3 separate regions of the Homo sapiens genome follow, and regions 2 and 3 are each linked to region 1. A link is a contact called in ENCODE Hi-C or POLR2A ChIA-PET data. All regions are on one chromosome and are shown on one strand. Each heading gives the region's core, a stretch centred on a gene start or an enhancer-like site at or near the end of the contact. The rest is flanking DNA. Distances are from core to core; before and after follow the strand shown. Region 1 overlaps BACH2 (BACH transcriptional regulator 2). Region 2 overlaps BACH2 (BACH transcriptional regulator 2). Region 3 overlaps BACH2 (BACH transcriptional regulator 2).

The links. A loop is a pair of places that touch in the nucleus more often than their neighbours do. ChIA-PET counts read pairs that join two places held with the same protein, here RNA polymerase II (POLR2A). Pooled maps may share reads with other maps.
Region 2: a loop to region 1 is called in a pooled map, with 3 times the contacts of the local background. The contact joins two enhancer-like sites. A Hi-C loop is called at or near these places in 4 of 50 pooled maps. POLR2A ChIA-PET finds 5 or more read pairs at or near these places in 5 of 52 experiments (AG04449, PC-9, Panc1 and 2 more).
Region 3: a map of endothelial cell of umbilical vein shows a loop between it and region 1 (11-fold over the local background). The contact joins two enhancer-like sites. A Hi-C loop is called at or near these places in 3 of 168 maps with a recorded cell type or tissue (aorta, ascending aorta and endothelial cell of umbilical vein) and 10 of 50 pooled maps. POLR2A ChIA-PET finds 5 or more read pairs at or near these places in 3 of 52 experiments (AG04449, AG04450 and MCF 10A).

What each region holds. Positions count from the first base shown.
Region 1 is chr6:90,007,102-90,011,331 of GRCh38, forward strand. It overlaps BACH2 (BACH transcriptional regulator 2), which reads right to left. Exons shown (of 9, transcript NM_021813.4): 6 at 1,501-1,755. The coding sequence starts at 1,743. Among named protein-coding and RNA genes, the nearest start is that of GJA10, 110 kb to the left of the region's middle. Within about 2 kb of position 2,215, at least 2 of the 41 ENCODE cell types and tissues checked have a DNase peak (open chromatin) inside an H3K27ac peak, as active enhancers do; they include endothelial cell of umbilical vein, where a contact is called at or near this core.
Region 2 is chr6:90,189,374-90,193,625 of GRCh38, forward strand. The region is part of intron 4 of BACH2 (BACH transcriptional regulator 2); the gene reads right to left. Among named protein-coding and RNA genes, the nearest start is that of BACH2, 110 kb to the right of the region's middle. Within about 2 kb of position 1,563, at least 2 of the 41 ENCODE cell types and tissues checked have a DNase peak (open chromatin) inside an H3K27ac peak, as active enhancers do.
Region 3 is chr6:90,215,045-90,219,582 of GRCh38, forward strand. The region is part of intron 3 of BACH2 (BACH transcriptional regulator 2); the gene reads right to left. Among named protein-coding and RNA genes, the nearest start is that of BACH2, 80 kb to the right of the region's middle. RefSeq lists an enhancer at 2,665-3,323. Within about 2 kb of position 3,172, at least 38 of the 41 ENCODE cell types and tissues checked have a DNase peak (open chromatin) inside an H3K27ac peak, as active enhancers do; they include endothelial cell of umbilical vein, where a contact is called at or near this core.

The sequences.
Region 1 (4,230 bases), core at 965-3,464:
TCTCGCCCTGTCACCCAGGCTGGAGTGCAATGGCGTGATCTCAGCTCACTGCAACCTCCGCCTCCCAGGTTCAAGCCATTCTCCTGCCTCAACCTCCTGAGTAGCTGGGATTATAGGCACACACCACCATGCCTGGCTAATATTTTGTATTTTTGGTAGAGATGGGGTTTCACCATGTTGGGCAGGCTGGCCTCAAACTCCTGACCTCATAATCTGCTCGCCTCGGCCTCCCAAGTTATTATTTTTTTAAAGATGGGGTCTTGCTATGTTGCCCAGGCTTGTCTCGAACTGCTGGGCTCAAGGGATCCTCCTGTGTCAGCCTCCTGAGTAGCTGGGGCTACAGGTGCACTCTACTGCACCTGGCTTCTTGTTTTTTGTTGAATTTAGATGCCTTTTGGTGGAGCAGGTGCTTGCCCCATCACTTCCTACTGTCCTATATACAACCTACTTCACTCATTTATATTATTTGCCAGGCCCCTGAAGGCGTCTGGTTTGTGACTTCTGTGATTTAATACTGGTTGTAACCATCAGCATCATATCTGGGTGATGGGGTCTTTGGTTTCTCCTAAGATCACTGTGAAGAGCTGCTTAGTCAAACACCACACAACTCTAGGGAATCTATTTGCAAAAACTATGGATGTGAGTTGTACTCCTGGGAGTTACAAAGTACAAAGCTTGTGTAACTGTTGGTGGTGGCCCAAGAGATGCACACCGCGCTGGTGGTACACAGGGAATGATTCTGCCCGAACACAAAGTATTATCCTTAGTCCCATAGGAATGACGGAAGTCAGGATGATGAACCAAGAGGTAGTGTATATATGGTTCAAAGGATGACCATTTAATGGTTTGCCATTGTGAAGCCCATCTTTTGGGGTCCTACAACTTAAACCATCCAATTAAATGTCATCTCTGGACAGACCAGGTCCAGCTACTAGTGTTCCCAAAGTGCCAAAATAACCGTATTCACTGATGTGATTAAGAAACCTGAGTGGGCTGTTTTCAACAACGGTGAGAAAAGCAAGTTTACACTTCTTAGAATCTTACTGAATTAATGGTGAAAATTACTAGTTGCTTTTATTTTTCCCCCAAGCAAAGAAGGTGCTGTGAATGCTTTCGATCTTTTACTCTCAAGGGAAATCTAGTGATCCTTACACCATCTGAAAGACAGAAATCATAGCAATGATTCAGATCCCACATCTAGGACTGTGCCAAACTTAGGCTGAACCACTCAAAACCTGAAGGGTAAGTGAACTAGAAACTACAAGTGACTGAGCCACAGGTGAGGTTCAGTTCCCTTCAAGAAAGATATTCACATTCTGTGCCTCTGAGACTTTAAGTGTATCAAATAGAAACTGACTATGCCACAGACCTAACATGTGACTTGGACATCAACTCCTGAGTGGGGACATGGCACCTAGTACATCTTCTAGCTCCTAGTCAGCCAGTTTTCTGTAAGTCAATAAACATTCATTAACAATCACACAAACCAAATTACTGTACCTCCTCAGGCAAGCTGACCACCAAATCATTTTTTGTCTGTCCAACCAGCGCCTGCCAAAAATATTCACTGCATGCGGCCAGCACAGCCCGGTGGGCCCGGAACTCCTTCCTCTCCACGATCAAAGTCACGTCACAGAGAATATCCTTTTTCCGCTGGTCATTGAGGCCCAGGAGGATGTTGGTGCAGTGGACTGTGGACTCATACACATACATGGGGGAGTCAGGCTTCTCATCCACAGACATGCCGTTCACACCCTGAAAGAAAGAAAGAAACAAAGAAAGAAAGAAAGAAAGGCTGAGTCACCACAGCTGTAGGATCAGAGAGAGGAGGTGAGAAAGAACATCATGGTTCCTGTGTCCCACTGCCATGAGCATGGCAGGAAGGAGGGGAATTACCAATCAGCATATTTGTGCTTACTCTGTACAATGAGCTCAGGAAACATATCTGTAAAGTCAAGTTCCACAGCTGACTTTTATGCTTCCTACTTACCGCATTCTTTTACCCCATGGTAACAAAGCCAGATCTTTTAATAGAACATTTAAAACATTTAAAACACATTGGTATTTTAAAACTTGGTGGTTCTGATTTTGTTAGTAGGCTGAAAAAGAAATTTCACATGTAAATAGCCTCTATGCAAGGACTAACTTAGATTTGTGTGAAGAGGAAATGAATCATTTTGAAGTATTTGTAATGTTGTCTTGATGAAGTATATGTAAGTTCCTAAGGTGAAATTTGGCTGAGATGCCAAGTAGAGTAAACATCAAATCACAATACATATTTAACAAGTGAACCAAACTGTCTGCACACTGAAGACTCAGTAGAGTCAGCTATTGCATCTGCCCTCTGCCACTTCAAGGCAAAGCACAATTGCCATAATGCAATAGTTGCTCAGCTCTTAGAAAGATGTGGAATTGTGCTGTCGTTATCCCAGCTGAATTGATGTACATCCCCTTTAAGGAAACACAATATATCACAATAGCAGTCATGAAAAAAGATGCATTCAACAGTCAAGATTACTTTTACAAAAGGTTCTTTGCTTTAAAAAATATCCATTGAAATATTTCTTTTTCTTTTTTTTGAGAGGGAGTTTTGTTCTTGTCGCCCAGGCTGAAGTGCAATGGTGCGATTCTCAGCTCACTGCAACCTCCACCTCCTGGGTTCAAGTGATTCTCCTGCCTCCGCTTCCCAAGTAGCTGGGATTACAGGCATGTGCCACCGTGCCTAACTAATTTTTGTATTTTTAGTACAGACGGGATTTCACCATCTTGGCCAGGCTGGTTTTGAACTCCTGACCTCAGGTGATCCACCCGCCTCGGCCTCCCAAAGTGCTGGGATTACAGGCGTGAGCCACTGTGCCTGGCCCCGCTGAGGTATTTTAAAATACAGTATCTGTAATTAATTTATATAGTTACATAGTTTTTCTGTAATGTTTGCTAGAGTAGTAAGAATTCCAGTAGCGAGTCCTACTTTCTTTTTGGCTTTCTTATTTTTTTAAAACAGCTTTAACATACAATAAACTGTACATATTTATAGTGAGCAATTTGATGTTTTGATTGTGTATGTAACTGTGAAACCATCATCACAATAAAGATAGTAAACAAATCCATCATCACCAAAAGTCTCCTTAAGGCCCTTGTAATAATTTTTCCCTTGTACCTCTCTGTACCCCACCGCTACAACGACTGATCAGCTTTCTGACATTCTATATTAGCTTGCATTTTCTAGAGTTTCATATAAATGGAATCATAAACTACATATTCTTTTATATCTGGCTTCTTCTATTCAGCATAATTATTTCACCATTCATCCATGTTGCTGCATATATCAAGTTTGTTCCTTTATTACTTAGCATCCTATTGTATAAATATAGCGTAACTTTTTTTTTATCCATTCATCTATTAGTGGATATTTGGGTTGTTTCCAGTATTTATTTACAAATAAAGCTGCTGTGAACATTCACATACAATTCTTTGGATGGACATATGCTTTCACTTCTCTTGGGTAAATACCTGTGAGTAGAATGTATTATATGGTATGTGTAAGCATAACTTTTAAAGAGTCTGCCACTGTTTTCTAAAGTGGCTGTAACATTTTACATTTCCACCAGCAGTGTATGAGTTCCAGTTCCTTCACATCCTTGCCAACATTTGGTATGGTCACTCTTTCTAGTTTTGGACATTGTAATAGGTCTATCATATTTCTTTTTGGGTTTAATTTGCTTTCTCTAATGCCTGAAGTTGTTGAGAATCTTCCATGTGTTTATTTGACCTCTGTATATTTTCTTTGAAGAAATGTCTATTTAGATTCTTTGCCCATTTTTAATTGGGTTGTTTTCTTATTTTTCAGTTTTAAGAGTTCTTCATATATTCTGAATAAAAGTCCTTTATCAGATACATGACTTGTAAAAATTTTTTCCCAGTCTGTAGCTTGTCTTTTGATTCTCTTAAAAGTGTCTTTCAAGGAACAGAAAGTCTTTATTTGATGAAGCCAAAAAACCATCTTGGTGTCACATCTAAAAAACTAAACCAAGGTCATAAAGATTTTCTCTTGTTTTCTGCTAGAAGTGTTATTTTTTTAGCCCTTACATTTAGGTCTATGGCCCATTTTGAGTTAATTTTTGTGTAGGTAACAGGTATGGATTGAGGTTCTTTTTTTCCTTTTGCATAGGAATATCCAATCATTCCCGCAGCATTGTTAAAAATACTCTTTTCTCTCCTGAATTACCTTTG
Region 2 (4,252 bases), core at 313-2,812, 180 kb after region 1:
CGAGGCGGGTGGATCATGAGGTCAGGAGATCGAGACCATCCTGGCTAACAAGGTGAAACCCCGTATCTACTAAAAATACAAAAAATTAGCCGGGCGCGGTGGCGGGCGCCCGTAGTCCCAGCTACTCGGGAGGCTGAGGCAGGAGAATGGCGTGAACCCGGGAAGCGGAGCTTGCAGTGAGCCGAGATTGCGCCACTGCAGTCCGCAGTCCGGCCTGGGCGACAGAGCGAGACTCCGTCTCAAAAAAAAAAAAAAAAAAAAAAAAAGAGTGGGCTTCCTTTGGCTTCAAACTAAACAGCTGGACAGGGGATGCTACTTAATTCTTTTTCTTCCCTACCAGAAGGAGGAGGTGCTCAAGTATTTTTCTTTATTCTTTCATCTGTTTATCTGCTGAGCAATAGGGATCTTGCTTCAGGTTGGTTAATCTGCTGAGCCATGACACATATGAGAAGGTTCTCTGGCAGGACAGTATGCTCTCCAAACAGAGACTATGGCAGTGAAAGAACCAAAGATATATCATCTCCCCTCTGAAGCCTCTGCTTCTTTGGGGTAGGAATTGGTCTATTAACTCTGAGCATTTTTTTTTTAAAGATGGAGTCTTGCACTGTCACCTGGGCTGGAGTGCAACGGCATGATCTCGGCTCACTGCAACCTCTGTCACAGGGGTTCATGTGGTTCTCTTGCCTCAGCCTCCCGAGTAGCTGGGATTACAGGTGCACACCACCACACTCGTCTAACTTTTTGTATTTTTAGTACAGACAGGGTTTCACTATGTTGGCCAAACTGGTCTTGAACTCCTGACCTTGTGATCCGCCCTCCTGGGCCTCCCAAAGTGGTGGGATTATAGGCGTGAGCCACCGCAAGCAGCCAACTCTGAGCATTTTTAGGCACTAACATTCCAAGCGTCTGAGATTCCAAATAGGAAAGTGCTATTTTAAATGACTCTTTAAGCTACCATTACAGATAACTGTAAGAAATATTCAGGCCTGAAAAAATGTTCATTCATCACCAAAATGTGAATCACTTCTAATTGATTTACTATTTCTGCTCTTCTGCTAATAACAGAATTTTGTCACTATCCACAAACATTCCAGAACACTTATCTTACAGAACAGAAAAGCAGTTGTCTATAGTAAAAACACTCCAAGTTTCCCTTACATGTCACACTGTAGAAAGGAAACAAAACCCATTTATTTTCTCAACTATCTTGCCTGTGATAGTCTGTGTACGATAAAATTTATAGAAAACTAAAATGCTAGAGTCCCTACAGACTTCAAAGATAATCTGGCCCACTGATTTCTTTGTAAGCTGAAGCCCCTTGGCGAATCTGATGGGAGCTATGAACCATTCTCCCTCCAGAAAAATGTATATGCATACCAAATATTGTATTCACTTCCCAGCATTTTAGAGACAACCCCTGAAGCCAACCTAGGCTAAGACCCCAGACCAACGACTCTGATCTAATTCCACTGCTTTGTTTCACATATGGAGACACCAAGTTCCAAACAGGGGATGTGGCTTGGCCATAATTGCTCGGCAGAAACTATGAGAAAGTAAACTGGATGAAACTGAAAATGATGCAGATAGCAACTCTGAACCATCACAAATCAGGCCTATCATTTTGCTAGGAAAGGAGAAAAGGTGAAGTGTTTCAAGAGGAGAGCTTTCTTTCATTTTAGGTTTCTGGTTGAGCTTCTCACTGGTTTTCTTCATCTTGCCTTCGGGCCAGGCCCATCCGTGACTTAAGGCTACCTTTTCTTGTGTTTGCTTCTGTAAATCAGTAAGACCTGCATAACCTGGCCACATTCAGAAAGGAGGGCAAGTGTGAGAGTGTGAAGTAGAAACCAGTTTTAAGGAACTGTAAGAGTTCTAAAGAACTCTAATTTGGTCACATAATGGATATTTAAGAAGTATTCTGAATCAAACACTGCTCACATATTTAAGGAAGTGGCAGTCTACTAAACTGTCACCGAGTAAAAGTCCTAGAGACTTGCTTTAATGATTAGATGGAACAAATTTTCAACTACTGCATTCATCCGCACATTTGCAAATGGCTCATTCTTTTAAGAACTAAAACATTCATTCTGGGATTTTGTATTTGTGTTTAGTTCATTGCAAATTTACTCAATATATTTCGAATTCAATTCAACAAATACGCTTAGGACATTCCAATGTGACGGAATGGAAACGTGCATGGATTTTGGAGTCACTAAGATCCAAATTCAAATATTGGATCTGCTTTATCTAGACACGTGATTATTGGGCTCATTACTTAAGGGTCTCTGCGTTTCCCCATCTGTAAAGTGGGAATAATACCAACTACTGTGCAAATTGGGTTTGAAAATTAGCAATAATATAGTCTATTGTAAAGAGGCTAATGCAGTATCTGGCAAACAGGGATTCCATAAAATGGTAATACTTAAAATAATGATTATTTATCAAATATCTACAAAGGACAAACTTCATCCTAGACCCTTCTCTAAAATCTGAATTCATAATATCAAAATGAATGAGGATTTAATTCATTCTTAAAATGACTCGAATACTTGCTAAGATTTTGACATATTAAAAACTATAACCATTATAAATGAAAAGGCCACTGTTCAAATGACTAGCTTTGCTACAGTACAACTGTCAGTTTTTTGACCAAAAGGAAATTTATAATACCATTGGTGGGTTTTAAGTCTTTAGGTAAAAACTGTGTTTTAAAGTAACAGAACAATAAGACAGCAATATAGTGGTTTCTTAATGACTAAAATCTTACATTACATATTATGGTTCAGTATTAATGTGCTTTCACACTACCTACTGAGTTTTCAGACTGCAACTACTTATCCTTTTCAAATTGCTATCACTCTCTTTTTCATGGGAGATTTCTTACAAATTCCTTGGAGAATCCAAAAATTTACAGTGGAAATTTTTTCTCGATTCCTTTTTTTTTTTTTAAAGAATAAACCTATTCAACAGGTAAATCTAAATAATTTTTAGCAGTTCTAAATGTAGAGAATTCATAACTTCTTATTGTAATTGAAAAGGAACATACAAAGCAATTAGTCACTTACAAAACCCACGTTCAACCTTCAAAATAATGACTAACTTGATAGGAGAGGCAAGACTTCTTTAATTAAATACTAAAGTCTAGCCATTTGAGATAAGCAAAGCAGGTTATACAACCGTCTTCTGCACTCACAATATCCTTTTCTCCCTCTTGGAAATATATCATTTTTCAGCAATAGTAGAACATGTAACAAAAAAAGTTACTGTACTGTAGAAAATCACTCTAACCACAAGCTAAGTTTTTGGCTAAGAGTTAAACTTCATTCATTTGGATTTCACTAGTTTCACAAGAAGAAAAAGTGATTAACCCTAGTGTAAGTAAAATTCCCTTGAGAATATATTAGATTCTTAAGAAAACAAAACAGTAAGCAACCTTAGGCACTCACTTACATATAAATCCTTAGGGTGTTAACTGAAAAGCATTCCTAGCCATGCTAGAATAGGATTCTCAAACTTGAACACTGATTACCTTTTTGAGAGCTCTCTGGACAGGTGTGCTCAGAAGCACTGGAAGATACAGGAGAGTTTGATACACATTCTGAGAAAGATGGGGTGGCTCCTGTGTGTGCATGTGGCCATCTAGCACAATCACTATTCAGCACGGGACTACATTTCCCAGGCCACTTCACCTCCAGGTGCAGCCACGTGACTAGTGCTCAACAAAGGAATATGAGAAAAGATGGTGCTTTACTTCAAGGCGACTGTGATTAAGAAGTGAGGTGCAGACAATTGCAAGATGGTGTTACAGGATGAATTATGTCCCCTCAAAATTCACATGGTGAAGTCCTAACCCCCAGTACCTCAGAAAGTGACCTTATTTGAAAATAGGACCATTACAGATGTAATTAGTTAAAATGAGGTCATACTGGAAGAGAGTGTGCCCCTAATCCAATATGACTGGTGTCCTTATAAAAAGGGAAAATTTGGATACACACAGGAAAAGAGGGAAGATGATGTGAAGAGACTCGGGAAAAGGTGACCTTCTACAAGCCAAGGAGCAAGGCCTGGAAGAGATCCTTGCCTCACAGTCCGCAGAAGAAACCAACCCTGCTGACACCTTGATCTTCGACTCCTAGTCTGCAGAACTGTGTGACCACACATTTCTGTTGTTTAAGCCACCCAGTCTGTGGTACTCTGTTACAGCAGCCTGAGCAGACAAAATAGATGGTGAGGCCAGAAGACGGAAGGCACCTGA
Region 3 (4,538 bases), core at 1,922-4,421, 210 kb after region 1:
GTATCTGGCCATATTCTGTACTTATTATCAGCATCTCCTTAGTGCAGCTTATTCTTTTTGAGGGAGTACCATGTCCCAGGTTGTTAAGCCTCTCCACAGGGATCTAGTGTTTGCCTCCACTATGGCCTGAGGGCGTTCAATGCTCTCAAACCAGTTTCTGCCAAAACAGTTGAAGTTATACCATGCAGGTAGTAGTGTAACTATGAACCCCAGAGCTATTCAAACAGTGTAACCCTGGGTTTCCATCCCCCTGGTCTGTGCCCCAACACACAGACTTAAAGCCCCAAACAGACTGGGGAAAATCTTCTTGCCCCCCTTTCACAAGCAATTCCTGTGTGAGTATAGACACCATAGCCCCTAGAGCCTAGAGCCTACAGCTGGGTCTGAAACACTCTAAGGCCAGTGGCATCAATGTCTTCTGGCACCTAAGAATTTCCCTGTCCTGCTTTAAAGCTCGTATGTACTTGAAAATATTTAACCAATATAATACCTTAGGACTTTTTGGGGTGGGTGGTCAGAAGTAGGCCAGGCTTAGGACTTTTTGGGGTGGGTGGTCAGAAGTAGGCCAGGCTGCATGAGCTCAGTATACCATTCTGCCAGAATTGGGTTCCCTAAATGCAATTCTGCCATATTTAGGTTCCATATGTAGCCAATTCTAGCTGTCATTTAGGCTACAACTAGAATTATGTTCTTTGTAGCCTAAGCTAATTGCTGTGACTCTTTCACTAACTCATCCTCATTACAGAGTGCCATTGGGGGTAGAAAGTGCTTACGGGTAGCCCAGGCCTTGAGAAACCTACCCTTAGCCAGAAGCAGCAGGTCCAGGCAGTTACCCCAAGGAAACAGGTCACCTTCCTTCCCAAGGCTGCATTTTCCACACCCAAGTCTGCCCTCAGTTCTGTGGAAAGGAATCTGCCTTCCATTAACTTTTCCATAATTTAGAACTGGATGACTGCACACTGATGTTTTAGTAGAATGAGAGAAGCAAAGACAGCAAGAAATGCAACAAGGGCACAACCACCTTAACACATCAGGGAGGTCTGCAGGGAGTCACTGCGTTCTCCGACAGCAAGCAGCCAAGAGAACAGCCACAGAAAGCAGTTCCAGCAGCTGACCCTGGGGTCCTCTCTGATCTCATTACAGCAGTTGACACTAGTCCTCACAAAACAAACAGAGGAAATTTATGCTTGCCTTAGCTGTGGAAAGCTCCACATTCCTTATTAACGAGAGTTTCAGCTTCTGAGACCACAGCCGCTGGAATGGGGAGGAGGTCAGCTGTGCTCCCAAGAAAGAACTGTGGCTGCTGCCTTGCCCTCTTTCTGGGGCTGGATATACAGGCAGCGAGCCTGGGGCCTAGGCTGTCTGCTCAGGTGACTGAGGGGAAGTTCCCTTTCTGCTAATGTCGACTTCCCTCGGCTCAGACGGTGGGGTCATTTCCTCTTAAACAGCACTGGGAAACTCACTGTAAGGGAGTCCTGAGGGGATCCACCTGCTAAGGTCGCAATTCCAAGAGAGAGGTTGTTCTGCATAACCATACTCAAAAGTACTCTTGCCTGCACCTTCAAAAACTTTACTTAACTTGGAATTCCAACTTAAAACATTATTTCATATCCTTTAATTCAATCTTAGAAGTAACTGAGCAGCCAGCTCATGACGTAAAGCGTGAGCTTCTAAACCAGAGTAAGAAATGTGGAGCAGAAGTTCTGAACCAGAGTGGTTTTGTCTCCCAGGGGACATCTGGCAATGCTGTAGACATTTTTGGTTGTCATGACCCGGGGGAGGGTGCTACTGGCATCTAGTGGGTGAGACCAATGATGCTACTGAAGATCCTACCACGTACAGGACACACCCCATAATAAAGTATTACTGGTCCAAAATGTCAATAGTGCTGAGATTGGGAAATCCTGACGGGGAGGGAACATTCAAGGATATGGGTAGACTTAAAATCATGCCAACTCATAATCACATTATAATAATGTGGCACCATGCAACTTGGGGTCCCCAAAATGTAAACAATTAACAACCATAAAAATTTACCAGTTCTCTCCTTGAGCGAAGTAAAAGCTGTAACTTACACAGAGTAAGACCATCAGAGTTGCCTGGAAGAAGTGGAACAGCTTCAGTGTTGGACTATGTTATCATCAATATCATCAGTGCCTTGTTTACTCCAGGTCAAGGTGTGATCTGAGTGTCTACTATCAAAATTCAGTGGTAGCTATTAACAGAAGGAGTTTATACGTGAAGTTCTATGGTCACTAAAACCGTCTAAATAACCTAAGAATATCTAGCTCTGGAAAAAACTGCAAAATGTTTCAACTTTTAAAATACCAACAAAATATGAGGAACAATGTTGATGTTGACCTACATTCTATCTAGGGTGGCTAAAAGAAATAGCTGCACAATAGGGTTCTAAATAAATGCAGAATTGAAGAAATGCATCATAACAAAGATAATCAGGGTGACTATTTTGAAATGCTCCCCATTTCTGTTTTTCTTTCTGTTTTCAAATATTCCCTCTCATCCACGCGGCATATTTTCATTACATTTGTTGTAAGAATGTACATTTAGATAATCTACTCACTATTCTTTTATGCATTCTTTTACTCCAGCCAAAAAGGGAAAAAGTCCCTATCCAAACAAAGCTAATGCATGTAAGCAAATTTGAAGGAAAAAAAGAATTTCATGAATGAGCGGGAGACAATTTTTTAATGGAATGTTTTAAAGGCTTGTGGTATAAACAGTAAACAAAATTGATTCACTAACATTAATACTGTTTGCCATGATGTGAGAGTTGGTCTTTTTTTTTAATGCCCCAGAAGCTAAAGGAAAATAAATACTGTGGTAGGGAAAAATAATACCTTACTTGGCATTTTGAAGTCATTGCTCAATCCTTCTTGAGCAAGAAAACCATAGTAATGACTTTGTTTTACCTACCGCAATTATGGTACACCTCGCAGCAATCCTTCACAATATTTTCCTCCCTCTGTTCAAGTCCTGCTAAATAATCTCTGGAAACCATTAACTAAGAGTACGGTTCCAATTTTCCTGTTCTCCCTCCTCTGCTGCCTCAGTGTCATGTTGGCGTCAGGACAAAGCAAACTTGTATGACATCACAGAGCAAACTCATTTTCTGTAAACCAGCCCCTTGGTAGTTTACCGCTACTGGAACCCAACGCTGTCAACAGTGTGGTCTTTGTTTGGTGGGTGTTGCTCTAAAAATTTTTTTAAAGTTTCCCAACACCTTCTTCTTTTAAACAGAGGCAAGCTGCTGGAGGCGCCGTCCTCGCCTGGCCCGCCCCACTCTGTAAACTAGACATTACCTTATACACAAATGACTCTAGGCATTCCTCAGTCTAGCTGCCTCACTGCAAAATTCCTATGCTCCTCAGCAGCAGGGCAGCGCACATTCCCCTGGCTTCCCCTCTTTCCTCTTCCCCCACCCTCCTCTTTTTCTTTTCTTTCTTTTTTTTTTTTTTAATTTCCACTGCCTCACTGTGTTTTTGTGTAAATGATCTCACATGACTCAACAAATCCATCTGCCTGAAGCAGGCCAAGTCTGGAGCCCTCCCAGGAGGGAGGAGAAGAATTGCTTTGTGGAAAGGACCTGGAGCTCTGCCCTTTCTCTGGCTCGAATTACCCGCCTGTCAGGCCTGACGGATTTGGCTAAAAATAAAAGGAAACGGGCCGTGAAAAGCAGATGAATGGGCTCAGCAGTTCCTTAGATAACACAGGCCTGCTGTTGCCCAAAGCTCCCCAAACAGAAACTTCAAATGCAGGGCCTCTGAGTCAGTGATGTGGCTTCCAGGTGAACGAGGCCTGTCAAATCCACTGGAGTTGGGGGACATGGCCTGGGCTGTGAATTTCGGTTTCCTTTCCGTGTGTGTGTGTGTGTGTGTGTGTGTGTGTGTGTGTGACACAGAGAGTGAGAGTGCACGCAAGAGAGATTGAGAGAGTGAGAGAACCAGTCTAGTATTAAAAGGTTCTCAGAAAACAGTAGACTTCAGTGGAGTGAAGGCTTGTAAAAAAAAGAAAAAAAATTGTTGTTTCCACTACAAAATTATCCTTCTCCCCACCTCCAACACCAGACATTTTCAGCCTCCCTATGATGTCACTTCTCTGTTTAGAGCCAGCAAAGAGCTAAAAGTCTTTCTTGTAAGTGTATGCCCAGCGCCTGCAGTGGGTATTAAGCACTTAGGTTGGCAATGTAATGACACACTGTAACAATCTGTAATATGAGGCAGTCAGCAAAGCCCTGGCTCTGAAAGCTATTTCTCCCGACCATTAACCATATGTTTGGCTCCTCAGATAGCCAAGCGGGTGTTCCAGCTTACCATCTGGTTTCTATCCACACAAGCAACTGCAAAGCACAGGCTATGTCCCTCTGGAGCTGTGTGTTTCTTTTTCTCTCTCTTTTCCGCTCTTCTCTTCCCCTTTCCTCCTCCCAGCTCCTTTGGTTCCTTCTGCTAAAGAATTCTCTGCCATTCATCACGTACAAAGAAAACTTTACCTGACATGGCAGCGGCAGAGCCATTAAGAAT